Linked DNA regions of Homo sapiens: region 1 is linked to region 2. A link is a loop called in an ENCODE intact Hi-C map of the cell type or tissue named here. Cell type or tissue: dorsolateral prefrontal cortex. All regions are shown on one strand. Links, peaks and the distances in the headings refer to the core of each region. The heading gives the core; the rest is flanking DNA. Region 1 has its middle 78 kb from the start of FAR2. Region 2 overlaps OVCH1 (ovochymase 1).

Evidence for each region. A loop is a pair of places that touch in the nucleus more often than their neighbours do. Peaks named below come from ENCODE experiments on the same cell type or tissue, not always from the same donor. Only the 100,000 strongest peaks of a DNase experiment are listed, where the experiment ranks them.
Region 1: it touches region 2 in a loop (4-fold over the local background); 3 of 110 quality-filtered maps call a loop at or near these places.

The regions. Positions count from the first base shown.
Region 1 is chr12:29,065,021-29,077,254 of GRCh38, reverse strand. No RefSeq gene overlaps it. Among named protein-coding and RNA genes, the nearest start is that of FAR2, 78 kb to the left of the region's middle. In dorsolateral prefrontal cortex, for the core only: CTCF peaks have their summits at 3,201 and 3,407; no DNase peak of the experiment used is centred there.
Region 2 is chr12:29,447,088-29,464,422 of GRCh38, reverse strand. OVCH1 (ovochymase 1) reads left to right here. Exons shown (of 26, transcript NM_001353179.2): 19 at 2,415-2,569; 20 at 9,018-9,174; 21 at 9,490-9,582; 22 at 12,854-13,078. All of the region lies in intron 1 of OVCH1-AS1 (OVCH1 antisense RNA 1), which reads right to left. Among named protein-coding and RNA genes, the nearest start is that of OVCH1, 42 kb to the left of the region's middle. In dorsolateral prefrontal cortex, for the core only: no CTCF peak of the experiment used is centred there; a DNase peak (open chromatin) is centred at 9,092; H3K4me3 peaks cover 550 bases; H3K27ac peaks cover 4,064 bases.

The DNA.
Region 1 (12,234 bases), core at 1-8,000, 380 kb after region 2:
GTTATCCCTCCCCTCCCCTAGCTCCCCAACACCCTGACAGGCCCCAGTGTGTGATGTTCCCCTCCCTGTGTCCATGTGTTCTCATTGATCAACTCCCACTTATGAGTGAGAACATGTGGTATTTGGTTTTCTGTTCTTGTGTTAGTTTGCTGAGAATGATGGTTTCCAGCTTCATCCATGTCCCTGCAAAGGACATGAATGCATCCTTTTTATGGCTACATAGTATTTCATTGTGTATGTATGCTGCGTTTTCTTTTTCCAGTCTATCACTGATGGTCATTGGGGTTGGTTCCAAGTCTTTGCTATTGTGAACAGTGCTGCAATAAACATACGTGTGCATGTTTAAATAAAATACTTCACATGAAGTGCTTAGTATTGTGCTTGACACAAAAGAAGAATACAATCAATACTATACTATGAAGTATCTTTTCTTGGTCTCTTGTATTTTAGTTAGGAACATTTCTGAAAATGGCAGCAAATAACCTTACTCAAGTGGCTTAAATAATAATGGAAAATTGATTGGATCTTGAAGAGAATAGGGAATGAGTTTAGCCAGGGTGAAAACTATGAGTTCAGGACTTTTTTTTTTTTTCTCTCTCTCTCTCCTTTTTGAATGAGCTCCTTTGGTGTTGGTTCTGTTTTGGGCAGAAGTTCCCCTGATGGTAGTAAAATTGTTATCAGCAGCTTCCCAAATTTCTCATTCACATGGAAATAAAAGAGTAAATTTTTTTTTCTAATCTAAATGTTGCACAGAAATAACAGCTTCCTTATGCATTGATCAATTCAGGTCACAAGTCCATCCCTGAACTAATCACTATGAATGAAACATGACCCATAGATATTAAGGTAGAATAATTTTCTTTGAAAGGATTTGGTTGTGTGAGGGCAGACAATAAATTCTGTTACTATTACTAAGAGAAGCAGCAGCCCAGAACAGCAATTATCTATGACAAATTTTATCCCATTCATGTTGTCTCTTCTAAATTGAGATCACAAGATTTCCTTATCATGCAGAGAACTACTCTTTATCTATATTCTGGGTAATTCCTCTCTTTCCTTTGGGTGAAGTATGTTTTTTTATCTGCCTTTTGCATATATGTTTTGTTTTCCTTTTTTTCGGCACAGCTTTTATGTATTAGTCCCATGCTGGTTTCTTTCTTTTTCTTTCTTTCTTTCCCTCTTTCTTTCTTTCTTTCTTTCTTTCTTTCTTTCTTTCTTTCTTTCTTTCTTTCTTTCTTTCTTTTCTTTCTTTCTTTCTTTCCTTCTTTTTTTTTTGAGACGGAGTCTCATTCTATCACCTAGGCTGGAGTGCAGTGGCACAATCTCGGCTCACTGCAACCTCTGCCTCCCAGGTTCAAGTGATTCTCCTGCCTCAGCTACCCATGTAGCTGGGATTACAGGCACGCGCTGCCACACTCAGCTAATTTTTTTGTATTGTTAGTGGAGACGGGGCTTCACCATGTTAGCCAGGCTGGTCTTGAACTCTTGATCTCAAGTGAGCCGCCTGCCTTGGGCTCCCAAAGTGCTGGGATTACAGGCATGAGCCACAGTGCCTGGCTGGTTTTTTTTTTTTATAGTTATTACTCATCCTCAAATGGATGCCAGAAACATGCTAATACATACATACACATGTACATACATACATACATACATACATATTGTAGTTAGGAATGGTTGAGGATGACAGCAAAGTATTTAAATCATCAGCTCTGTGTTGCAGTTTGACTATAACCGTTTCCCCTCCCTCTTTCACCCCACTTCACCTCCAGAGGTCTCCCTTAGCTAGAACACCACATTGTGAATCTCTTCTTTCTCTCTCTCTCTCTCTCTCTCTCTCACACACACACACACACACACACACACTCCTCACCTACTCTTCCCCTACTTCTCACAGCATGATTTGACTTTCTACTGCATTTTTCCTGCATTCCGAGTCATTATCCTGGGTCTCCCTAAGGACACCCCCCTCTCACCATTCTCAAAGCCTCTTTATACCCAAAGAGCTCAACACTCTAATCAAAGGAATTTTTAGGCTACTGGTGACATAAACTTCTTGGGAAACTAGTTGTCTTGGTCTAGCTCTTAGGAGTCTCTCTTCTCTCATCTTCGTCTAGACTTCCCAGTGCTTGGCAGATATGCCTCCTAGTTTGTGGCTTGTGGTTGTGTCCTGTTCCAGGTCTCACTGAAGATAGATTATTTTTCCTCTACTTTTTTTGTTTGCTTTTGGTGGAGTTTGAGGGAGTGGAGAAGAGTAAAACATCTTCTACTTCCCTTTCTTTAACCAAAAATCTTCAGAATTCTTTCAGTCAATTTGAGATGTTCACTTGGATGTCCCCCAGACACATCAAAACTAACATGTTAAAAAATGTAAACATATTCCTTTCTGCCTTGTACCACAAGCCTTTTCCTTCTTCAGTTTTTCTTATCTCAGTCAGAAGAACCACCATGCCCCTGTTGCCTTGATCCGGGAATGCTGGAGATTTTCCGGACTTCTTTCTCTTTCATACTTACAACACCTAATGGTTGTCACGTCTTGTATATTTTATCTCTTCTATACCTTTCAAGCTCATCCCTCTCTCTCAGTGCCCACTGCCATTTCTGTTTTTTTTGTTTGTTTGTTTTGTTTTGCTTTGTTTTTTGTTGAGACAGAGTTTCGCTCTTGTCACCCAGGCTGGAGTGCAATGGCCTGATCTCGGCTCACCACAACCTCCACCTCCCGGGTTCAAGCGATTCTCCTGCCTCAGCCTCCCGAGTAGCTGGGATTACAGGCATGCGCCACCACAGCCGGCTAATTTTGTATTTTTAGTAGAGATGGGGTTTCACCATGTTGGTCGGGCTGGTCTTGAACTCCCGACCTCAGGTGATCCGCCCTCCTTGGCCTCCCAAAGTGCTGGGATTACAGGCATGAGCCACCATGCCCGGCCTGCCCACTGCCTTTTCTAAGATGCCACCTCTTTGTATTAGGTTGGTGCCATTACTTTTAATGGCAGAAACCGCGATTACTTTTGCACCAACATAATAATTATCGCAATTACTGCTCTCCTCCAGGACTGGCTGGCCTTGATGTTGTTTGACCATTTTTCTGCTGTGTTAGAATGCTAAAGAATAGATAGGAGAGAAATGGGAGAGGTATACAGTATAAATTGTCTCTTCCAAATCTGTTCTTGAGCAACTTTCAGAAAAATCACAAATGTGTCTCTGATAGTGGGTTCTTTATAACATGATAAAGTCTACACTTTTGTTCTTAAGAAGAATGATATACTTAACTACGTTCTTAAAAACAACAAAAGGTTCTCATTTTTCTGGTATGTTAGCAGTGATGGCAGGAGGGTGGAGTCCTGGGGACCAATTCAGCAGTACAGCCAAGGGAAAAAATAAAGCTTCAGTCAGTCTTTCAGCAGGCCAGGGAAAATTATTGCTAGAGGACACCTAGTGGCGCTTTGTAGTAATTCACTTACACTAACAAATTGTACATTTGAATATTAAGAGCACTCACTATACCAGGAACTTGTCAACAAATATAACACAACCATGATAAAACAGCAAAGTACAAACCAAGCCTGGTGTTAAATCTAGTTGTATTGGTTGGTATGGGCTAACTGCTGTAACAAACAACCTCCAAACTTAAGGTGCTTAACTTAATAGAGTTTATTTTGTGTCCTCACACAGTACGGATGCTCAGCTGGTGACCTTCCATACAATAACACAGAAAAAACACTTGATCGCATGGAAAACAATGTACCTTATACTTGTATAGGAATATTTAACATCATAAATACATCACTTCTCAAAACAGAACAAATAAAACAAAATACAACATTGTATGTAGAAATGGGCATGGAAAATTGGCAAGACTCATTGAACTACATTTAAGAGCTATGTAATTCACTATACATAAATTTTACCTCAATTTAAAAATGAATTTTTTTTTCCAAAAGAACATCCAGTAGAAAGCTGACAAAAAATAGCAATAAAGGTTAAGGGTAGGGGACACACCATATGTTAAAACTCATGAAATCCCAATAATTAAAAGAGAGTGGTACTATAATTTTAAAAAATTACTAAAAAGGAGAGAGATTGGTATGGGCATGAGAGTAGGCAGGTTAACGAGCTAGAACAGAAAACCCAGATATGCCCAAGTGCATACAGAAATGTAATAAAAAATAAAGTAGTCATCAGAAATCCAGTCACCTATTCAATGAATGTATTTGGGATAACTGTAAATATCTGTATTCTGCTTGGAGAAAGGAAGAAAAGAAGGAAAGAGAAACAAAAGTTATTCATGCTTGAGAAAAATCCCCTCAAGCATTGTATTAGTCAGGGTTCTTCAGAGAACAGAACCAATAGGATGTGTGTGCATATATGTAAGGAATTTATTATGAGGAGCAGCTCATGAAATTATGGAGGCTAAGTCCCAAGGTCTGCAGGGTGACTCAGGAAGCTGGAGACCTAGGAGAGCTAATGATACAATTTCAGTGTTAAGGCTGGCAGGCTAGACACCCAGGAAGAGCTGATTTTTCAGTTCAACTCTGAAAGCAGGAAAAAGCTTACATCCCAGTTTAAGGCAGTCAGGCAGAAAGAATGCTCTCTTATTGGGGGCGGGTCAGCCTTTTCTTCTATGCAGGCCTTCAGTTGATGGGATAAGGTCTTCCCTCATTAGGGAGTATACTCTGCTATACTCAGTCTACCGATTAATCTCATGCAAACACCTTCACAGATACACCCAGAATAGTGTTTAACTAAATATCCAGGCATCCTATGGCCCACTGAAGTTGACACATAAAATTAACCATCACAGTCATCATAAAAGATTTACATTCTCTGACATTTTATTCTCTTTCCTGAAATCTTGCTGTCACAAAGGATCATAATATTTGACCTGAAAAGGATGATAGAAGAGATATTTATTGCAGAATTTTGCAGCTATATTTTTAACATACACATGGAATTTCTCCTCTACTTCTTGCTGAATACAGGTAAGCCTCAAATCTATGACATAATATTTTTTAAATGAAAAAACATAGAGAAACTCTTGCTCTTTTCATCTGACAGAAAGGCATCAAATCATGTCACCTCTGGTTGCCCACTAAATTAAAAAGACCACTTGCCATTGATTGTTGCATTTTAGGATCCTATCTATTCCTGTGTTAGCACACTCCTGACCAAAAGGACACACACTGTTCCTCATTCTCTTTTTTCTATAATGGGTTTGCATTTGATCTATGCTTTGGGTGATTAATGGTGGTTAGTTAACTTTGATATTTAGCTTGATATTGATATTATGTATTGATATTATATCAATATCTGATATTGAGCTTACTCTGATATTTCAGTGAGTGCAACAGAAATCACTCCAAGGTAGGTGAAAGTATGGAATCATAAATATATTCTTGAGCTTAATATGACATTCATGTTTGAATCCTGCATGGTCCAAAATTGTCCAAATGATCTCACAATTGGAAAGGCTCTTCAAGAGGTAGAATTTGAACAGAAGGCTTTCTGAGTATGTCAACCAGTGTCACTTTTAAACCTAAGGGCACCTTTCTGCAGAGCATTGTAGTCCTGGGGAAAGGAAGAACTTAACTGCTAACAGGGATCACCTCGGCATGGTTTAGCTAATTGATATCAATGGCTCACATGATTCACTGATTTTACATCTGCTTTTTTCCTTTGAAGCAATTCAAAACCATATTATTTGGTGTCTTAATTGAATCAAGCTAAAAGAAAGTCTTTCTGATTTTTACAGAAAAAAATCAATAACCAAAGATAACTGCTGAGTTAAGGCAGCATTCCATCCTCCATGTCTCATAATGAGAATACATTAGCAAATAAAATGATCAAGAATGAGCCTTTTAAATGACAAATGGCTTTGTAATACTAAGTCTTAATTACCATGACTAAGACACATGCCCATTACACCAGAAACATTCTTTGTTCTTCCAGTTTTCTCACAGTGCAAATTGTGTGTATTTATATGTGAACTGGAGAAATTAATCACTGCCTTTCTTCACTGGCAACTGTTTTCTCTCCCTATCCAGCAACCATCATTGGAAGATTGGAGATAAAATAATGAGTCCTTATAAGAACAGTGAAACTGGAGTCTCTCTTGTGCTTACCCAAGAAGCAGCTGTTGAAAGGTAATGTAGTTCCTCTGTTTTTCTGGTAGGTCCCAGGTGGGGAATAGAACTAACCCCTGCTCTGCAGGGCAATGGATCTTGATGTTTCCAGGAAGGAAAACTAAGTAGTTATTAGGCAATAAAGAAAAATATTTCCTTCCTGAGTATAGGTTTACATTGCTCTGTCCCTGAAAATTGATATCACCACAAGATAGGACTGTATATATTTGATTTAAAAGGTTCAATAGTTAAGGAAGTAGGAATGTCTGCATTTCACATTTCTCTATATTGTTTACTGTTATAATTCAAGTCTCCAGAACAGAATAATGTCCAGTAGGTGTAAAATATTTTTTGTTATGTAAATGAACACTTTATTTTGTAGATGAAGATTCATACCTGATACAAACTACAATTCATATATACATTAAATAAAACATTCATATTGAATGCACCCATGTAAATGTTTTGGTAAATTAATCAAAGTTAATTTCACACTGTGAATTATTATTGTTTTTTTCTGGAGTTTTCGTTTGCCTCCAGCAGAGTGACTTAGAGTCTCCCCTTCACCAACCCTGCCCTCCCCACCATGAAATTCATTTCACAGGCAGGAGGTGATGCTGTGATTGAAGAGAATTTCCCATCTGCATATGTTGGGGTTAGCATAAGAATGCTGCAGTTAGAGGATGCTTATAGATGCCCTAAAAGCCTCTGTCATAGCAGTGGCCAAGAGGTAGGTTGTGGTCTGTTTTGGTGGTCAAAAGTATTATATTATTGACCTTGTTTAGAACTGCCAGCACATGGTGATGATAAAAATCAGGCCAACTTTTAATCAGTTTTATTATGGTTTTAAAATTATCTGTAGACTGCCCCTCCTTACTGTCAGCTCCCAGGCTGGATGGTCACTGTTTTATAAGTTCCTATTTCTAAGCCTTTTGATGTGTTCCTATGAGTCAAGTGCACTGTAAACTCTCAGAAGAGCTCAGGGGAGCATCGATCTATCTCAGTCTCACTCCACTCCCTAGATGGGGTTCTGATATGGAATACAACGTGGGACCACTGAAATAGAGGCAGAAATTACAGTGTGAGGAATAAAGGTTAAAGTGGAACTGGATACAGGCAACAGTTTCAACCATCTTTCTCTGACCTCTCTGCTTTTATATCTATTAGGATCTTTTCATAAAAAGATACTTTGGATCTCTGTATTTGCTGCCTGGGCATTGAAAAGCCAGTGGACCTTGGGTGCTACCTGTATCTAACTCTACTAAAGCAGGAAGGCCCAGGGCAGCTTGCCAAGAGTGATGGTTAATTTTAGTTGTCAAATTGGCTGGACCACAGTGCCCATATGTTTGGTCAAACATTATTCTGGATGTTTCTGTGAGGATGTTTTTAGATGAGTAACATTTATATCATTAAAGTTAATGTTAATTGTTGGATTAACATTTAAATCAGAGCAGAGCAGATTGTCTTTTAGAATGTGGATCTATTCCACATGTGCCTCATCTATTCAGTTGAAGGACTGAATAGAACACAAGACTGATCTCTCCCCAGCTAGAAGAATTTCTGCCAGCAGAAGACCTTTGGAGTTGAATGGTAGCATTGACTTTTCCCTGGGTCTCCAGCCTGATGGCCTGCCTGGCATATTTTGGATTTGCCAGCCTCCATTACTATGAGAACCAATTCCTTAAACTCTGTCTCTTTCTCTCGGTATATAGATACATATATACATATGGTTCTGTTTCTTTGGAGGACCCAGACTAATATACCAGGTATGAGACTACATAGAGGTTGGAGAGAAAGTATCAGCTGGTAATAAAGAGTATGCTTCTTTCTGGAGGATCTTCTGTGCACATATTCTTCAGGAATTTAGCTGGGTTCTGGGGACAATGGGAAGTGGATGGTCAATGATTCAGAATCCCCAATTCCGAATATCTCTTTTACCAGGAGATGTTATTAGCCATTGCGTACCCTATAACTGTCTTTGGAAAAAATCTTGCACTTTAAAACAATGGTTGTTTTGGTTTAAATAACACAGTCTTAAACTACTAGTCCAACAGTATGCTTTCTGTGGATATTAATTAGTAGATTATTTTCTTCTTCAATCAATTATAACAGACAAGGAAATAATACATATAAATTGCAGTTGCTTAGAATGGATGCAGAGCTACCAAAAGCTAGATAAATAAGAGTTCTGTACAATGTGGCTGTTTTGAAACAGATTTGCAGAAGGCGTAGAACATTTAGAGGGCAGATATGGATTTTTTTAGTGAGAAATATAAGGAAAGGCAGATAATATTTTACATAAGACCTCATGAACATTATGTTATTCATCAATCAAAATAATGATTCTTGGAGATAACTTTCTCTGATAACCAAGAAAGAAAAGGTACCATTATGGTCTCAGTTTCAGTTTAAGTTCTTAGATGTAAACAATAGAAGCTGTGTATGGGAAATGCATGTGGAACAATAAGTTATTTTATTAGTAAATGGATGTAGGATTTGGAGAAGATAATTACAATGTCTAAAGTTGGTATAGAATTAATGTCTGGAAAGAACCCTTATAAATTCACAAGTAAAAGGTAGTGAAACAAAAAGAAAAATGGACACAGGATATGTCACGAAAGGAGAAACTCAAATAGCTAACAAATACATATATAACAAGTAAATAAACAACTGGTAATCAGGGAAACAACAGCACTTCGCATCAGTCAGAGTATGAAAAATAAGAAAGTAGGATGATGCCAAGTGCTGGCAAGAGTGCGGGGAAGTAGGAAACCACGCATACCTGATGAGAGTAGAGACGGATATACACATTTTGCATATGTCCTATCTAGTAATCCTCCTCATAACATAGACTCCAGAGAAATGAATATATATGTCCATGAAGGGGTATGCTTGAAGATGTTTATTGTGGCATTGTTACAGCAGGGAGCTGGAGGCAACAACCAAATTTGCCATCATTAGGAGAAGAGATAAACTAAATACGATAACGATTATTATGTATTACTGTGTGGCAGAGGCAATGAATTACAGTACCTACAAAAACACAGATAGATCTTATTATCAGAGTGTTCAGTGAAAAAAAATAGAATGATATGCAGCTTAGCACCACTTATGTAAATTTAAAAATCACATGATACCCAAAACGATGACATAGGTTTTCAAAGAAATACACACACACACACACACACACACCCACATATCCCTGTACATATACCAACACATTACAGTAGGTATCCTTGCTGGTGGTAGAATGAAAGAATCAAAAGGTGAAACAATGGAAGAAATAATGAGATAAAGCAGGAAAATAGTCTTCTAGCAAGACAGCATAGGAGTACAATTAAATCAATTTCTGTTTGGATTTGAGTTCCAAAAGAAAAAAAAGGAAATTAAAAAGAGGATGCTGGGTAAATTTATAAATTTCTAGGAGAAATAGAGAACCATGTGCTTGGTGGCTGTGTGACCTGGAAAAATACTCACAGTCTTGTCACAGACTGGTTCAGTGAGGAAGCTGCAGTAACTTCCTCTGAGCACTGGACACTTTAGCTTGCAGTGCCAATCCCGCTGGCACTGACTGTTGGATGCTGCCACCCAGACCTCTGCACTGTTGGCCCAAGAACTTTGTCTTCCTGCTTCAGAGAGAATCCTTTTCAGTTACTTACTACCTCCCAGTTCAGAGTCAGGGATGAGAGTTACCAGTTTAATGGTGCCCATGTCATGTGTCCATAAAAGAAATGGCAGATATCCACCATGGACCCCAAAACATTGAAGTCAAGTTTTCAAAAACAAGTAGACATTCAAACATGAAATGGATGCTGATTGAGTATTAGAATTAGAACAAGAAAAGGAGATGTCTTTTACTACCCTCTTTGCAGATGAAGTTAATGTGAATGATGATGAACAGACTTTCCTCAGAAGACTGTTTCTTCTTGTGATTTCCAGAGGGATATATTGATGTGGGGGATAAATATGAAATGAAGAGTGGGCTTGTGAACCTGTGCCATCACCAAACTTTGTTAAACACCATAATCGTTTGTGATTTAGTCTTAGGGATAAACAAAGTCATATTAAGGCATGCTTAGCTCCCTTCATAATATATCATGAAATAAGCATTTTAAAATTAAGTATAAACTGGCATTTCAATTTTGTCATACCAGCTACTGTGCCCATGTGTCCTGCAATGTATATAAATTATGTAATTTAGGAGTATGGGACCCCAATATAAAGAGATAAATGAAAGGGTACACTAGGAACATGGACAGGCAGGAAAGATGGTGAAAGAAACAAGTGTCGTGCAAGGATTTACCTAGAGAAAAGAAGGTGAAGGAGAAGAATAGTATTGGAAAAGGATAGTTTTAAAGTCTAATTGGAATTATCCAGTAGCTTATTGGACTTACATCTCACATTTTCTACCTTCTATTATTTTATAGCCACTATATAATTTTTATTCTCTCTGTAAAGGAGGCCTAGAAAAGAGAAAGATGTGACTCTCAAAATAATAAAATGTTTGCTATCGCTATAAAACTTTTTAATGGAATAGGAGATTTGATTTAAACATGATTTAAAATGGCTAGCAGCTTTTATTAAAATAAATTGTAAATTGTCCTAGTTCCTCATTGTCTTTTCCTCTTTTGTTCTTATGACATATTTAACTACTATTATTCTTCATAGAATGAGTCATAGATGAGTCATCTTCATTGAAATGAGAGTGTTCTGTGTCTTGGCATCTGTGTGTGTCTGTGTGTGTGCACATGCGCATGTGTGAAAACAAGTGTGTGTGTAAATCAGCCAGGGTCTTGGCAAAAACCAGAGTTCATTCATAGAACTCAAATGAAGAGACTTCAATAGTATAAGGGGAAGCAGGCTTAAGAGGACAAACAAGGCACAATTTGTCACTTAGACTAGTAACAATGAGAAGCAATTGTTTCTTTGGGAACAGAGGAGGACATAGAGTGACCAGATCCCAGTGGGAGTTGTGATTGGAAGGGACACAGCTGCCACCAGAGATAATAGTGCCAAGCAGAGAGAGGTCAGGAAAGAAATGTCCCAACATTTTTCTTCTTCTGCCTTCCAATCCCCTGCTGGCCCATCTGCTTGTCAAATCCAACTGGAAGTCAGCCATTAGGGAGTTCTCAAAGTGCAATTCATTAAGAGCAGCCTACTTAATACAGAGAGGGGAAGAAAAGAGTGGAGAATGGATCTAAGTGAGGAAATAGATAGAGACTGGCACATTCCATTGCTTTGTCCACAAAGCATCTATTCTTGCCCATTATTTAGAAGATGAAGATGTTGTCATTCCTAACACCAAGGAGACACAAAATCCCTACCAGATAGTGATGGAATGATGTCAGTCACACATTAACTTCAACTGGAACTTAAATTGTAGCATTCTCCCCCATCACACAAACCTCTCACACAAAGTATCAGGGAGAGGGGAGAAAAATAATCAATCAACACAAAATATGCATAATGACTACAGTTTCTAGAACTGTATCCTGTTATTAGACCAAGGCTTATCATCATATTTTTTTCTTCCATCATCCATTCAACATTTCCCTTATACTCTGCTTATATATTCCACTTAGGCAGAGGTCTTTATCAGGTAGGCAACAGATTTCATTTCTGAAAAATCTGTTATCATAGTCCTGTCTCTATTGAGTTGCTGCAATTTCCTATTGAGAAATGGCTTACATGCAGGTGGCTTAAATTGGGAAGTGATCAAAGGAAGCAGTAATGAGAAACAAGGGAAGAAAAACAGGGAAGAGATGAAGCCATTACAGGGTAGGGGGTGCATTGTCAAGTTGGCTATGCTATGGGTGACTGGTACTCAGTTCTGCAGGTCCATCTGAGGAGCCTTTAGAATTGCATCTTAGAACTGGCTTTTCAGGGTATGAAAAGCTAAGAATGTATTATTTGACTCTTTTGCCAGTCTGTCAAAGCATTTTCTCATATGTGTTAATTTCCATAGGTTAGATGTGAAAAAGTACTGAGTAGATTCCCATAGGTGACCCATGCTGTGTGTCAAAGACACACAGGACAGGAAGCAAAAGATACACAGCAAAGGAATGAGCTGAGGTGCTGGCAAATTTGCAGTTGCATAAAGCTAGTCTGTGACTTGTGG
Region 2 (17,335 bases), core at 5,027-13,026:
CTTCAGCCCCTCTTCTTTCTAAAAGATAGAAACCATGTTTTATTTAGCTGTAACAGATCAGCAAGTAAATAGAGAATGAGCTATTTAAAACTTTTCCTTCAGGGTAACTTAGATTATAAGTAGGCTAGATGAGCAGTCAACAAACCTTTACTGTAATGGGCCAGATAATAATCCTTTTAGGCTTTGCAGGTCATCTGGTCTCTATCACAACTATTTAAGTCTACTGTTATAGCATAAAGCAGCCATTGGCATTATGTAACAGAATGGGTTCCAACAGAACTTAATTTATAAAATTTAAATTTCATTTAATGTGCACGTGTCATGAAATATCATTCTTTGGATTTTCTTCAACCACCTAAAAATGTACAAACCATTCTTATTTAATGGCTTGTGCCCGTGTTTGGGGGTGGCACAGAATTTATCCACTGGCTGTCATGTGCTCACCCCTGGCTATGGTATAGAACTCTTAAAGGCTTAGTAAAACAGTGAAAGATCTGAATGGGTTGATATTTGTTTTGTGCTTCTTATACCATACAAGATCATTTTCTTTGTATATTTCCTTTCTATATGTCATTTATTTGGAATCTGTGAGCTTGAAGGAGGAGGGAATTTATATTTGACTGCTTACAGTGTTGATATTGACAGCTTACTGTGCTACCTGAAGCCAAATTGCACTTTCGTAAAAATCTTCACACCCAACACATGAGGAGCTTTTATCATCCCCATTTTACAAATGGAGAGGTTGTAACCCAAAGATTTAAGTAACTTGCTGAGATCCCATAACTAATAAATATCAAATTGAGGATTTAAGATCAGTGTGGCTCAGCTTATAATCTTAATGGCTTCTCATTACACATACAATCAAATCTGAACTTCTTAGCCTAGCTTGGAAAGCTCTGTGTGATTGGGCCTCCCCACTTAACCTCTTCCACATAATTTCCCTCTATTTTTCTTGTGGTTAACCTTCAGATACCGTGGCCTTTCTTCTTTCTCTTAAACACCAAGCTTGCTCTGCTTTCTGAAGTTCCCCATTTTGTGTCCTCCTACTTGGAACACTCTTATTACAATCTTGTCACAGCTGCCTGCTCATTATTGCATTTTCAACCAAAATATCACTTCCTTTCGTGGCCCACATTGCTGCAGCAGGACGGGCCTCCCATCACATTCCGCACTACCTGGTTTTATCCTCTCACTGCATGTTAATGTAGTTGGCATGATTTTATGCAGTCATCTTCTACATCTAACCCACTAGACTGAGAACCTCTTGGAGGCAGATCTGTCTTGACTCCTCTCTCCCCAAGGCTAGAAGCATACATGGCATTCAGTAAATATTTCTTGGCTTACCAGCTTCAAAGCCCTTGAATAAATGTGCCTGCTCTCTAATACCTTTGACTTTTACCAATTCCATGACTACCAGGCAACTGAGAGGTAGTCTTATAAAAGACGAATTCATTCTTTCCAGCTAGGAGAGGAAATGAATCTTGATTTCTGGGATATGGTCAGTAACACTAAGGGAGATGGTCCCCAAGAAGAGGAGTTTTAGTATATTAAGAAGAATGCAAGATTTAGAGTTGAACTTAGGCTTGATCCTAGTTCTGTCCCGTAAGAGCTGTGAGATCAAATTTTCAGAGGTCTGGCTTTTTCATATGTGAGATCAGTGTGATTAACCTGATCTCACATATGAAAAATGTTGTTGTATTATTAGGTTGGAATAAAACTCTTTACAAATATTAAGATACTATATAAATGTAAAGTACTTGTTATTAATATTGCCCCAAAAGGTATAGGGCTATAAAATATTAAACTTAAAAAAATTGGTCATAAATCTAAAATGATAGGATGAGTCATGCAAAATACATGTTAACACAGGCCTGCCTAAGGATCAAATATGAAAATAAATTATTCAGTGTTATCTTTAATTGGAGATGCGATTAGGCTTCAATGACAGTAGATGAAGAACAGGATTATGATTTTTGTTTATATTAGGAAATCATATAAGCATATTATTTGTAAGCAATTATATATTTATGTATATAAATATATAACCATATATATTTATAATTGTATAAGTTATATGTGACACCAATTCATATCATGCTGAATTTTTCTTCCTGAATTCTTATGCAGAAATATTTGATACACTAACATTTAAATTGAAAATAAGCTAGAAAAAAAGTGTTTCTGGTTTTATTCTCCTGCCAGTGGCCTCTCTTTACAAAAATGCCAAATTGGGAAATGAAGACATGTTACATGAAACACTTGTATTTTTTAAATTCAGAATTCTACATCAGCTCAGGCCAAACTGAATGACTTCAGCTATGTTGGTACAGAGCTACATCTGAACTTAAATACATTTCTAACAACACTTTCTGCTTACTTCATCATCGAGCTCTCTCTGAATGTTTCTTCATTAGATGGTGGCCTAGCAAGTCGCCTACAGCAGATTCAAGTGCATGTGTTAGAAAGAGAGGTCTGTGAACACACTTACTATTCTGCCCATCCAGGAGGGATCACAGAGAAGATGATCTGTGCTGGCTTTGCAGCATCTGGAGAGAAAGATTTCTGCCAGGTGAGAGGATTCTGGTTTTATACAGGAAGGTGGAAAATTGCCATCTGCTGAAGAGTTTCTATAGACAGGAGAAACCATTGCTGAAATCACCAACTTGTCACGTGCTTCAATATCATATCCCTGCATGAAGACCAGTGGGGCAACAGAAGTAATAAGTTAATTAATCCGAATTTGCTGAGATGTCAGAGAGTGGCCGGAAGCAGCTGTACAGCGACAAAGGCCGGTGGGTTCATAGAGGAGCTGGTGAGAAGGCAGGAAATGGCAGAGCTTCTAAGCAGGCCTGAGCAAGGGAAGATGTGTTCAGGTACAAATAAGGCTTTGGGAAAAGGAATAACAAAGAAAGGTTCTAAACTTATGTGTCCTACTTATGACTTAAAAGTTTTATTGTTTTAAATTATCATTAATCTCTGTACTCTCACTTAATTTTCCACAAGTTAAAATAATCACAAAGATGTCTATTGTACAAGCTTGATATTGGCAAGATCATAATTAACCAAGAAAAAGACAGAATATGAATAAACAGATTGTAGAATGCCAGCTTTAACCTTCACAAAGTCAATGGAAGAATGTGACTTTAGATATACATACAACCTAAGACTTCCTAACACTCCGTGTGCCTACCTCCAATCCCTGGTTTGGATGTGGGGCTACCCAAGTAAGGGAAAGTTTGGGTCCATAGGGGAGCCCAAATTCTCCAGACTTATCACTCCTGCTGGTCTGGTGTAGAGAGGAAAGAAAGAATGAATCTTGTTTCTGCAGCTCTTTGATAGTTTTCCCCACCACTCAGTCAAGAAACATGCAGCAATAGATTTCACCTCCATGAGGGAGACACAACTGGGCATTAATCTAGGTGGACGTCCTTCCATGTGAAAATATGAGAGAGGCAATGAAGTCCCCTTTAACACTGAATATAAGTTTATTGTCATTAACGCCTTCCTTTTATAATGTCAAGCCTTGCTTAAATTCTGTTTGAATTTTGCATATCTTTATTTGCATTCCCCAGAAGCAGACCCTGAGATAAGGATTCTGGTACAATGGTCTGTTTTAGGAATCATAGATATCACCAGTAGGAAAGGGAGGAGATGGTACAGGGAAGGGAAGGCAGCCAATCTAGGATGCATTATTAAGCCATCTGCCATAGTGAGGGCCTAATGCTTAATCCTGCAGGAAACTCAGGGCAGTGATGCTAAATACACGTGGTGAATTTATCCATCTGAGGAGCGAGGGAGCTGGGATATTTATGTACTACTTTCCCTTGAGCCATAGTTTGAGGGCTGCTGTGGGAAATGGCTGTTAATCCCTCAGCATTTCCGATACTTTAGGGTTGCCTCCTGGGTGTAGTGGAGAGTGGGGAAGACCCCAGGCACAGAGCCAGGACATGGGCTGGAAGATGTGAGGAATACGGAAAGTGCACTCCTGCTGTCTGCTAGAGTACATAAATGTTATCTGATAAAAATCACAAAAGTACTCTGAATTAATGTGTTCATTCTTCCCCTCAGTCTATTGTAGGATTTGAGGGATGGCTTTTCTTTCTTCAACAAGAAAATCACAACTAATTATGTTGTCTTTTACATATTTGACAGCATCTAACATTACAAGGTGAGCTTATTTTGTGCGGAAAGAAAAGAACTAGAGAGGGTCTTAGAAAGATCCATGTCACAGGTGACCTAAATATCATGATCTCAGTTGGCACTTATCTTTTCAGTTATATACAACTGTCACTTTGGCTGCAGCATGACCAAATGTACTGCCCATATATGGGAGGAAAACTGGAAGTTGAGATTTTAATAAATATGGCTAGCTTTCTATTACAAAGAACACTGAGTTACTAGAAGGGTGACTTTAGAAACTTGCTTTGATAAAATAGTCTCTAATACTTCTATCAGGTAATTGATTTTTATTCTCCTGTGTATACTTAGAGGTAATAGACCTGATAATGTGCTTTCTCATCCAGGAAGGTGGGAATAATAATATTGGAATGCAGAGACATGGGGTTTTCAGATACGCAACGTAGTATCCTGTTATTCTTTGCTAACTGGCTTTCAGATTTTTTATTCTAAGTTCTTTTTTAATTTTTAATTTTGTGGGTATATAGTAGGCATATATATTTATGGGGGACATGAGATTTTGATACAGGGATACAAGGAATAATCACATCAGGGTAAATTGGGTATACACATCACTTCAAGCATTTATAATTTGTGTTACAAACAATCCAATCATATCGTTTTAGTGATTTTTAAATGCAGAATTAAATTATTATTGACTGTAGTTACCCTGTTGTGCTATCAAATACTATTTTTTTCATTCTATTTTTTTGTACCCATTAATTATTCCCACTTCCCCTATACTCACCCACTACACTTCCCAGCCTCTGGTAATCATCCTTCTATACTCTATCCCCATGAGTTATGTTGTTTTGATTTTTAGCTCCTACAAATAAATGAGAACAGGTGAAGTTTGTCTTTCTGTGCCTGGCTTATTTAACTTCACATAATGACCTCCAGCTCCATACACATTGTTGCAAATGGTAGGATCTCAGTCTTTTGTATGGCTGAGTAGTACTCCATTGTGTATATGAACCACATTTTCTTTATCCATTCATCTGTTGATGGATACTTAGGCTGCTTCCAAATCTTGGTCATTGTGAATAGTGTTGCAATAGACATGGGAGTGCAGATAACTTTTCAATATCTTGATTTCCTTTCTTTTGGATGTATACCTAGGAGTGGGATTGCTAGATCAATGGTATTTGTATTATTTTTTTGAGGAATGTCCACACTATTCTGTATAGTGGTTGTACTAATTGATATTCTCATCAATAATGTACATGGGTTCCCTTTTTCTCCACCTCCCTATAAGCATTTGTTATTGCCTGTCTTTTGGATAAAAGCCATTTTAACTAGGGTGAGATGATATCTCATTGTAGTTTTGATTTGCATTTCTCTGATCAATGATGTTGAGCACCTTTTCATATACCTGTTTGCCATTTGTATGTCTTCTTTTGAGAAATATCTATTCAGATCTTTTGTCCATTTTTAAAATCAGATTATTAGATTTTTTCTATAGAGTTATTTGAGCTCCTTAAATATTCTGGTTATTAATCTCACATCAGATGGGTAGTTTGCAGAAATTTTTCCCATTCTGTGAGTTGTCTCTTGGCTTTGTTTCCTTTGCAGTGCAGAAGATTTTTAACATGATATGATCTTATGTGTCCATTTTTGCTTTGGTTACCTGAGCTTGTGGGGTATTACTAAAGAAATCTTTGTCCAGTCCAGAATCCTGGAAAGTTTCCTCAATGTTGTTTTTTATTAATTTTATAGTTTGAGGTCTTAGATTTGAGTCTTTAATCCATTTTGATTTGACTTTTGCAAATGGTGAGGAATAGGGAACTACTTTCATTCTTCTGTATTAAGGACATCCAATTTTCCCAGCACCATTTATCAAAGTGACTGTCCTTTCCCCAATGTATTTTTTTTTTTGCACCTTTGTCAAAAATGAGTTCAATGTAGATGTATGGATTTTTTTTCTGGGTTTTCTATTCTGTTCCATTGTTCTATGAGTCTGTTTTTATGCCAGTACTGTGCTGTTTTGGTTACTATAGCTTTGTAATATAATTCGAAGTCAGGTAATGTGATCATTCCAATTCTGTTCTTTTTGCTCAGGATTGCTTGGCTGTTCTGAGTCTTTTGTGGTTCCATATACATTTTATGATTATTTTTCTATTTCTGTGAAAAATGTCATTGGTATTTTTTCTAACTTCTTTTCATCTACAAAGTCATAGATCTCTATCTTCACAGAATAATATATGTCCTCAGCCACATTGATTTGCCTTCTAGCCTTCCAACTGACCATATCTTGCCTTAGAGCCTAAGCCCAGATATATCTTTTGCATAAAATGTTGTTCCTCCAGGTTTTTGGAAAGCTGGCTCCTTCTCATCCTTTATGCATCAGCTCAAATGTTATTGAAACTGTATACACATACATGCACATGTAAGCAAACATATAACTACCTTTATTCTTTACTATTCACTCTGAGTATTTCCTTTATAGCTACTATTAGCATCTTATTTGTTTATACTCTGTCTTACTCGGTATGTCTGGCTCACAGTAGGCATTGAATAATTTTTTAATAAAAAATATTCATTTGTGGCCAGGTGCAGTGGCTCACACCTGTAATCCCAGCACTTTGGGAGGCCAAGGCAGGCGGATCATGAGGTCAGCAGATCGAGACCATCCTGGCCAACATGGTGAAACCCTGTCTCTACTAAAAATACAAAAAATTAGCCGGGCTTGACGGTGCGCGTCTGTAGTCCCAGCTACTCGGGAGGCTAAGGCAGGAAAATCGCTTGAAACCAGGAGGCGGGGCTTGCAGTGAGCCGAGATCACACCACTGCACTCCAGCCTGGGAGACAGAGCAAGACTCTGTCTCACCAAAAAAAAAAAAAAAAAAAAAAAAAAAAAAATTCATTTGTTTGCTGAATATTTACTATGGACTGGACCATATGATAGGCACTGGCAAAAAGAGATAAATTGAACAGGTTCCCTGTATCATGGAATGTTTGTAATTGCCTGAAAAATGATGTATTGGCTATGCATTGGTACTGAAAAAAATCAATGATTTAAAATAAAACACTTGACTGGATACATCAGACCATTGTCCAACTGGAAACAACTGGAAGAGGGTTTTAAGTATAATTGTTATGTGAAAAAATTAGGCCCAGAGGAAAGGTTAATTGTTCTACATTACAGACTAGCAACTGTATCTCTTTTTTCCCTACTTAAGGTTTCTTCTGTTAAATTCTTTATATAAAGTAGATATTTCAAATATGTACCAGCAATTTATGTGCTATCAAATATGTACACAATTTATCTTACAAGAAGACAAATAAAGGACTTAGTTTGGTCCTAAATACATTTGTGTTCATCCACTTCCTGCAAAAGACCTGATTAAAAATTGGAAAGCCTAACCTAAAACGATGAAAATCCTATGTATTAAGGCTTGGTTTGATACAACTGGTTTATAAAATTTCACCGTAAATTAGGCAAACATTTATTTAGCATGTGTTAGTGCTGGATATTGTGGTAGGTTTCCTAGGGTACAAAGTTGAATCAGATGCAGTGCTTACCCTCAAATGGGGCACATGTTGTAAATACAGACATAAACAAGGGCATGTATTTGGTGCTGCCATTGATTTTCACATTGAACCTCAAGAGACATGTAGAAGATGTTAGTGCTAATTAATAGATAAATGTGTGTGATGTACATATTTTGGTTCCCTTAATAACAATACCACTGTTTGTTTTCTTCAAAATCTCTTTCTGCTTATAATTTGTCAATTTAAACAATGCAAATATTGAGAGAAATATTCAAGAGAGACGCTTCCATCTACGAGAGCTTCTTAGTGCTTGTGGGTAGTATTTTTGCCTTTTGAAATGTGTTTCATCATGACCAAATTAGCCATATCTAAGAGAGTACAAAAAATTAACTATAAGTTAAATTTCCATGTGTCTTTCCTTGAATTCAATAATTATGTAAGCCAGATACTAGAGCAGTTTAAGGTAGGTCCATTAATGAACATTTATCAGTTTGGTGGAAGGGAAAGAGCACTGAACTTTGGCAGGTGACATGGACTCAGATTTTACTGCTGCTACTACCTATGTGTGTGAAATGGGACAGGTCACTTATTTCTCTAATTGTAACTTTTCACATCTAATATCCTAGTAAGTTAAATTAGTTTGGCCCTTAAAGTCTTTGAAATTGTGCAACTTTGGTATCTGCAGGTAAGCCAAAATAAAATTGGAATACTAGAATTAGAATGAATACATTTTAATAGATTTAAGTCAGCCTTTAACTTTTCTTCACCTCACCACCAACACCCTAATTTCTCTGTGTATGTCATAACTCTACTCTTTGATCTGATTAGATTGTGTCAAGAGTGACCAGTGATAGGGAAAACACTACATATAGAGGTTACCACCCAATGACCCTAACCCGATTTCCTTAAAAAAATTTAAAAAAAGAAAAAAACAGGCAGCACATTTCTTGTGATGGATCCATCTGAGCCACTGTGCAGTTTTCTGATTAAATTTTTGTTTTAAAAAGATGCTTGAAATCTTAAATATTACAGTTTTACTAATTGATATAATTTAAAGACTATCTCCCTCCGATGGGGCTGGGAAGATTTAGTAATGTAATTGTTTTCTTTTTATGTGAACTAAGCTTTATCTTCACCCTGGAATCAAATTACCATCTGATTGTTCATAAATTTTGTTTCCTTTTGCAAAACAGTGAATAGATAGTATGTAAAGATGGAAATTGACAAAACAAATCTTTAAGGAATTAAACACATTACAAATACATTATTGGTCATTCTTGTTCTAAAAACTGAAAGCAGGAGCTTCAGATTAAAGCAGTTTTCTAAAACATGTTTTCTTGGTGTTTCAGGGAGACTCTGGTGGGCCACTAGTATGTAGACATGAAAATGGTCCCTTTGTCCTCTATGGCATTGTCAGCTGGGGAGCTGGCTGTGTCCAGCCATGGAAGCCGGGTGTATTTGCCAGAGTGATGATCTTCTTGGACTGGATCCAATCAAAAATCAATGGTAAATTGTTTTCAAATGTTATTAAAACAATAACCTCTTTCTTTAGAGTGGGTTTGGGAACAGTGAGTGTGGTATAAATTAGCATGAAAGAGAAAACCATAGAGTAGAATTTCATTTAGTTACTAAACACACTAAAATGCAAGATTCTGCAAAATAAGTTCTCCCATGTGTAGAGTTAAACTGACTTTTCCTTAGGCTGCTTTAATCCTGGATTTGTTTCTTTTTTGTTTCTTTTGATAGTGGCTGCTTTAGTGCCCACTATATTTTGTTCTCAGGCTTTCATCTTTATTTTTAACATGTTCTCCCCAAATACAGGTCCTGCTTCACTTCAGACAAATAATAAATGCAAAACCTTAAAACAACAATTGCCACCACCCACACCTTCACCAGACAGTGCATCTTGGCCAGGTAATAAATGTTTACATTATCCCATTAATACTTTCAGCCAGAATTTGGCAAGAAGCATTGTCTGTCTAGCTTTGCTAAATTTTCTATGGAACACTATAACCTCTGTGTTTTCCTTCTGGTTGGTAGTTTTAGCTGAAAGTGGGGAGAGTTGTTATTAAGATTGTTGGAGATCATTCCTACCCCAAAGCTAGACCTGTTGCAGATTTTTAAAAAAATCTTGTGGTTGTGAACCAGTGCTTGAATATTGGAGAATTACATAGAATTATTTTAAGCTCTGAATCTGAATAAAAGTCCTTCTATATGCAAGTATCTTGCCTAGGTAAAGACCCTGGGTATGAGATGACCAAGACTAGCGCCAGCATTAGTATTTCTCTTCATTCTTCCACAGTTGCCACTCTCTGTTTGATAAAAGAGGATTTTGATTTTTAGTCAAAACTAACAGCAATGGAGGATTTGAAATCTCTAATAGACTTGTAGGAAGATGGAAGTTCTATTTTATTATCACTCTTGGTTTCCAAATGGTCAGTCTTTCTTTTGTTGCCCACATCTTCCCCAATACATTCAACCCCAGTAAACAACTAGTAAGAGTTTAAAGAAAATGTAAGATATAGAAGGTAGAATTGCAAGAGTGATGACTTTGAGTAGAAGAAAGAAGATGAGATCTAGTACCCAAAAGGAGGCGATGGTCTTAGGAGCAAAGTACATATCATCTATAGTTAACTGATGGAAGGCAGGATCTTGAGGCACCGGTGCAGGTATGAGGTGTTTGGGAATAGATGGAGATCGGAGCCTGTGGAATTTCTCTTCTGATGGCTTCTTTTTCTTAGCAGATGAACAAAAAGAAGCGGTTGTTCAAGAAAGTTTGATTTTTAAGAGAAAAAAGGATGACATATTTCTCGAGAAAATGACATAGTGAACTAGAAAGATATAGTAGGATTGCTGGGTAGCATAAAGGCCCCCTGAGATGAATGATCATAAATTGAGAGAGCAAAATGCCCCCAGTTAGCTTAGTTGTATGTTTTCCTCTGGATGCACTGAGGTAGATGCAGAGTAGGTAGAGGGTAGACTTAATCAAAGTGGAGTATCCCCAAGTATGTGAAGGGTATAAGGGAATTCAGAGTGTATGTGAAAAAGTGGTTAAAATGATGGATCATTGGAATTTAGGATGGGTAAGGAGTGAAATAAGGATGAGAGATTTGTTTGGGACAAAAATAAGGTAGGATAGATAAATTATGAGTCCCAAAAGGTGGAAGGAGTATTAAGGGAGGCTGAAAAGATGGAAGGTTGTGGTTGGAGAAAATGGTTCCTGAAACCGAGATTACAGAAGGCTTGGAGTTATTGCTACTGATCAAGTGTCTAGGGGCTGACCATAAGGATAAGTGGCTGAGGTCAGGTGGAATACAAGATCACTGGAGGAAAATTGAGGAGCTGGGAAACTTCAGTGCTGGAATCATCATGTATATAGTGATTGAATTCAGAAAGAATTATGACAGGAAAAGTGTTGGAGAAAATGACCGCTAAAATCTTCCAGGAATAAGGAGTGGACCCAGGACCATTTGTCTGGCAACATGAGTCAAAGAGTCAAAGCTGGGGATACATAGAGTTAGGTTAAAAGTAAATCTGGACTTGGGATTGAGACAGAGAGCAGACTTGGGTCCAAGATCCTATAAACTATTGATTTCAATGGACTGAGTTAAATGAATGAATTCAGTGAGTGCCTAAATAGGTTAATCCATGTAAGGCATTTATAACAGGAAGGGTCTGACCTGAGATAAGGGTCCATAAATGGTGGTGACAGTGCCATCTAATGTATTTTTTGAATGACCTTATTCAGACCATTAGAAAATGAACATTGTTAAAATGTAAAGAAAATGTTTCTCTTTTAAATATGTTCAGAAATGGTTATGCACGCCAAAAACTTTGAAAGTTTTATATACGGAAAGGTGTTGCTTTGTTTTTATTCTATGATTATTTTCGGAGACAAAATGTTAGGACCATGCCATATTTAACACCCACCCACTCCCGCTACTAACTTTTTACACTAGGGAATTAATGAATCTTAGCAATGGTTTCTTTCAATTGTTACTCCCATTTATAAAAAGTCTTGACTTGTTGGTAATTCATGGCTGTATGTGATTTCTGGTCAGATTTTTCACAGAGGATTCATATAGAGAGGGAGAAAAACTAAAAAGATTAGAAAGACAGGCTGAGGCCAGACTCTGAAAGATCTTGCAAGCTGAACTACTTCAGTTGCTTTCAGCAGGAAAACAATTTGATTTTTTTTGTTTTATACACCATTCCCAGATGGTAGGGCAAGGCGAGGGAAGATTATAGACTGAAAAATCATTTAGTTTACTATTAAATCAAAATGTTAAATATCTGATTGGTTCTTGTAGCTGTACAGATAAAAAAAGAGGACTAACAAAGAAATGACAGAGAACCAAACAATAGAATAGAATCCTAAGTTTTTGTAGCACTTCATTTCCCTTATTCTACTTTTCACCTCTACTGTGAATAAAAGCATGTTTACGTACCTCCTCCTCAGGTACAGTATTAATTTCTCTAGGGCAGAGCATGCATAATTATGTATTCACTAACACATACATTAAAATATGAATATAGAATATTTCATTTTTTAATTGCTTAGAAAGTTTTTGTCAAAGGAATAGACATAAAGGAAGAAGAGAGAGTTAAGGACGAAGCCCTGATGAGGACATAAGAGAAGCTGATTGCTGAGTCAGCGGGCCATGGAAAAACTGGCACCCAAACTGCAGGAGGTATCCCAAAGGTCCAAAGGTGCCCTTGGACTTAGCAAGCTGAAGAAGTGAGACATCTCAGTATATCCAGCAAGTTATCTTTTTCATGACCTCAGTCACAAGCTCAAATGAATGTAATCATTTGTCCCAGCAAGTTCAGCTAATTTAGTGAAGCTTTGAGGAACAGGTCTTCAGCTGCATCTCAAAGGAGGAAGAAAATGAAAATCTGCTGGGTATAGAGAATGCAACCTACTGTCTATTTTCTAAGAAACTTTAAAAATTCATTTAAAACTGATTCAAAATAATTGTGATTTAAATTCTACCTCTATAATATCATTTCAAGAAAATAAGACACATTAAATAGAATGGTTTTCTAACAGAATAATTTGTAACTGACAGTAACAAAGTCTTAATTTTCTCCTTGCAAGCCTAGATTTTTCAGTCTTGTGATAGAATCTGGTTTTTCTTTGCTTTATTTATGTTGGTCCCTGGTGTCTGTGTGTTCTGAATTGCAGGTTGTTGCTCTGAAGCAGAGCTAGAAAAGCCTAGAGGCTTTTTTCCCACACCACGGTATCTACTGGATTATAGAGGAAGACTGGAATGTTCTTGGGTGCTCAGAGTTTCAGCAAGCAGTATGGCAAAATTTACCATTGAGTATCTGTCACTCCTGGGGTCTCCTGTGTGTCAAGACTCAGTTCTAATTATTTATGAAGAAAGACACAGTAAGAGAAAGACGGCAGGTAATCCTTCCTGGCATATAAACTTCGTGCTAGGAGTCTTGGTCCATGTAGGCAGCTTATGATCAGGAATGAGTCTGACTTGGTAATAATGTTACCAAAATGTTGATCCATGTAATAGGAATGCTTTTTCCCTTGTAAACACACTTAACATTTTCTTTATTATTATTATTATTATTATGATTATACTTTAAGTTCTGGGTTACATGTGCAGAACATGCAGGTTTGTTACAAAGGTATACACGTGCCGTGGTGGTTTGCTGCAACTATAAGCCTGTCATCTACATTAGTTACTTCTCCTAGTGCTATCCCTCCCCTAGCCCCCCACCCCCCAACAGGCCCCAGTGTGTGATGTTCCCCTCCCTGTGTCCATGTGTTCTCGTTGTTCAACTCCCACTTATGAGTGAGAACATGCGGTGTTTGGTTTTCTGTTCTTGTGTTAGCTTGCTGAGAATTATGGTTTCCGGCTTCATCCATGTCCCTGTAAAGGACATAAACTTATCCTTTTTTATGGCTGTATAGTATAACATGGTGTATATGTGCCACATTTTCTTTAACCAGTCTATCATTGATGGGCATTTGGGTTGATTCCAAGTGTTTGCTATTGTGAAGAGTGCTGCAATAAACATACATGTGCATGTGTCTTTATAGCAGAATGATTTATAATCCTTTGGGTATATACCCAGGAATGGGATCGCTGGGTCAAAAGGTATTTCTGGTTCTAGATCCTTGAGGAATCGCGACACTGTATTCTACAATGGTTGAACGAATTTACACTCCTACCAACAGTGTAAAAGCATTTCTATTTTTCCACATCCTCTCCAGCATCTGTTGTTTCCTGACTTTTTAATAATCGCCATTCTAACTGGAGTGAGATGGTATCTTATTGTGGTTTTAATTTGCATTTCTCTAATGACTAGCGATGTTGAGCTTTTTTTCAAATGTTTGTTGGCCACATAAATGTCTTCTTTTGAGAAATGTCTGTTCATATCCTTTGCCCACTTTTTGATGGGATTATTTATTTTTTTCTTGTGAATTTGTTTAAGTTCCTTGTAGATTCTGGATATTAGCCCTTTGTCAGATGGGTAGATTGCAAAAATTTTCTCCCATTCTGTAGGTTGCCTGTTCACTCTGATGAGTTTCTTTTGCTGTACGGAAGCTCTTTAGTTTAATTAGATCCTATTTGTCAATTTTGACTTTTGTTGCCATTGCTTTTGGTGTTTCAGTCATGAAGTCTTTGCCCATGCCTATGTTCTGAATGGTATTGCCTAGGTTTTCTTCTAGGGTTTTTAGGGTTTTAGGTCTTACGTTTAAGTCTTTAATCCATCTTGCGTTAATTTTTGTATAAGATGTAAGGAGGAAGGGGTCCAGTTTCAGTTTTCTGCATATGGCTAGCCAGTTTTCCCAGCACCATTTATTAAATAGGGAATCCTTTCCTCATTGCTTGTTTTTGTCAGGTTTGTCAAAGATCAGATGGTTGTAGATGTGTGGCATTATTTCTGAGGCCTCTGTTCTCTTCCATTGGTCTATATATCTGTTTTGGTACCAGTACCATGCTGTTTTGGTTACTGTAGCCTTGCAGTATAGTTTGAAATCAGGTAGTGTGATGCCTCCAGCTTTGTTCCTTTTGCTTAGGATTGTCTTGGCTATACAGGCTTATTTTTCAAAAGCATTTCTATACACCAATATAACAGCCAAATCATGAGTGAACTCCCATTCACAATTGCTATAAAGATAATAAAATACCTAGGAATACAAGTTACAAGGGATGTGAAGGACCTCTTCAAGGAGAACTACAAACCACTGCTCAAGGAAATGAGAGAGGACACAAACAAGTGGAAAAACATTCCATGGTCATGGATAGAAAGCAACAATATTGTGAAAATGGCCATACTGCCCAAAGTAATTTATAGATTCAATGCTATCCCCATCAAGCTACCATCGGCTTTCTTCACAGAATTAGAAAAAAAAAATCCTTAACATTTTCAAGTACTTTGAATTGAGAAAGCGAATATACTTAAGGTTGAGTGTGTGTGTGTGTGTGTGTGTGTGTGTGTGTGTGTGTGTGTGTAGGGAGGGGGGAAAAAGGCAAGAGGGCTCAACTTCTTCAAACATAGTGGAACCATGCCAGAATGCTGGAAGAATATATATTGTAAAAGAGCAAGTCAGAAGATGGTTAAAAATAGAGCAGGGGAGGAAGGTGAATGAAAAAATAAAGCAAAATACATTAAAGGCTTTTAAAGTGGCAGGATTGAAAAGATTTGGTGAAAACATGCCAGCCCTCATTTTTAATTTCATGTACAGAGAAACCTCTTTTTGTTCAACAGAACAAACTTGCTTCCTCCTGTTTGCACAGGTGTAATGAAAGCTTTTTGGCTTGCAGTAAGGAGGGATGTGGGAGGTGATTGAAATAATTTGGTTAATGGGGAAATCTGGAAAGAAAATAAATTTGTGTATGTCATTGTCCATGTGTGTGGTATATATTTATGCTTGATTCTGAAGTGCATAGAGGTCAGAGAAACTGCTCTGAGGGTGGGGTTGTTTTCTTAGGATAAACTCTGAGAGATTAAATCACTGGGTTAGAAAGCAAAAATGTTTGCTTAAAGAATCTTTCTTTATGATTACAACCTAATTTAGACTACAGTGACACAATTAATTAGCCTAACTGCTTGGCACATTTTCCCCCTAGAATCAGATCACCTCCTCCATCCCCTTTGATTACAACTGCTCCAGGGCTTCTTGCAGCTAGAATAAAATTCACACTCCCTGGAAGACTGCCTCTCCATCAGCTCATGGGTTCCCAATACCTCTCATTCTTACCTCGGGGCCATTGTCTATTCCCAGCACTTTGAAGAGCTCCTTCTCATCCTTGTGCCTCATGTCCTTCAATTCTTGATGGAATGTCACCTTCTTAATGAGACCAACCTTGACTGATGTAAGTTGTATCACGCCCCTGCCTCCAGACTTCTCAGTTCCCTTTTCTTAGAGCACTTATTATCTTCTAACACATGGGTCCCCAACCCCCGGGCCGCAGACCACTACCAACTCATGGCCTGTTAGGAACTAGGCCACACAGCAGGAGGTGAACAACTGGCAAGCATTACCACCTGAGCTCTGCCTCTTGTTAGATCAGTGGCAGCATTAGATTCTCATAGGAATGTGAATTGCACATGCCAAGGATCTAGGATGCCTGCTCCTTATGATAATCTAGTGCCTGATGATCTGAGATGGAACAGTTTTCATCCCAAAACCATCCCTCCCACTGTTTGTGGAAAAATTGTCTCCCACGAAGCCAGGTGCCAAAAAGTTTGAAGTCCAGGGTTAAAAGATTAGAATCTAACACATTATGATTTTTTCATGATTATGGCTTATCTGTGGCTTCCCTATTGAGTATGAGTTTCATGAGAGCTGGAATTTTTGCCTGTTTGTATCAAGAAGCCTCAGTGCCTAGAACAGTGCCCAACACATAGAAGGCACTTCACAAATAAATGAACAAGAGAATAGTCACCTCCTGAAAGAGGGCCTCTCAGTCTAAAGCAGCATCATCCATTCCTTCCCACAGTCATTGTCTATTACATTGGCTTTCATTTCATTAGTAGCTTTGATCTCTCTATGAAACCATCTTCATTTACCTGACTAAAATGAAAGCAGCATCATCCATTCCTTCCCACAGTCATTGTCTGTTACATTGGCTTTCATTTCATCAGTAACTTTGACCTCTCTATGAAACCATCTTCATTTACCTGACTAAAATGAAAGCTTCATGAGAGCAGAGACCTTTCTCTCTGTTCCCTTCTGTATACTTCCAAATGAGGTCAACACCTAGGGACTCGGACCGTTTTCTTTTTCATGAATTTTTGCTGAGTTTGTTTTTTGCATGAAGTTAAATTACTCTTCAGAAAGGCTAACTTAATTTTCACTGCCATTAGCAGTGCCTAGGATCTTCTTTCACCATGCCCAGAACCTAATATGTCAATTTAATAGGCAATTTTCCTTTAAAAATAATCATTAATGGAGATAATTTCTTTTTTGCTTTTATTTTTTTGTTTGTTTGTTTTAAGACTGTGTCTCCCTATTTTGCCCAGGCTGGTCTCAAACTCCTGGGCTCAAAAGATCCTCCTAGTTCAGCCTCCCAAATTCCTGGCATGTGCTACTGTACCCAGCTTGTTTTTTTAAAACTAATTGCCATTATCTTTTGTCCAGTTTTTAAATTTGAGTATTATTCTTTTTATTGCTTTATGAGCTTTATATACAAAGATA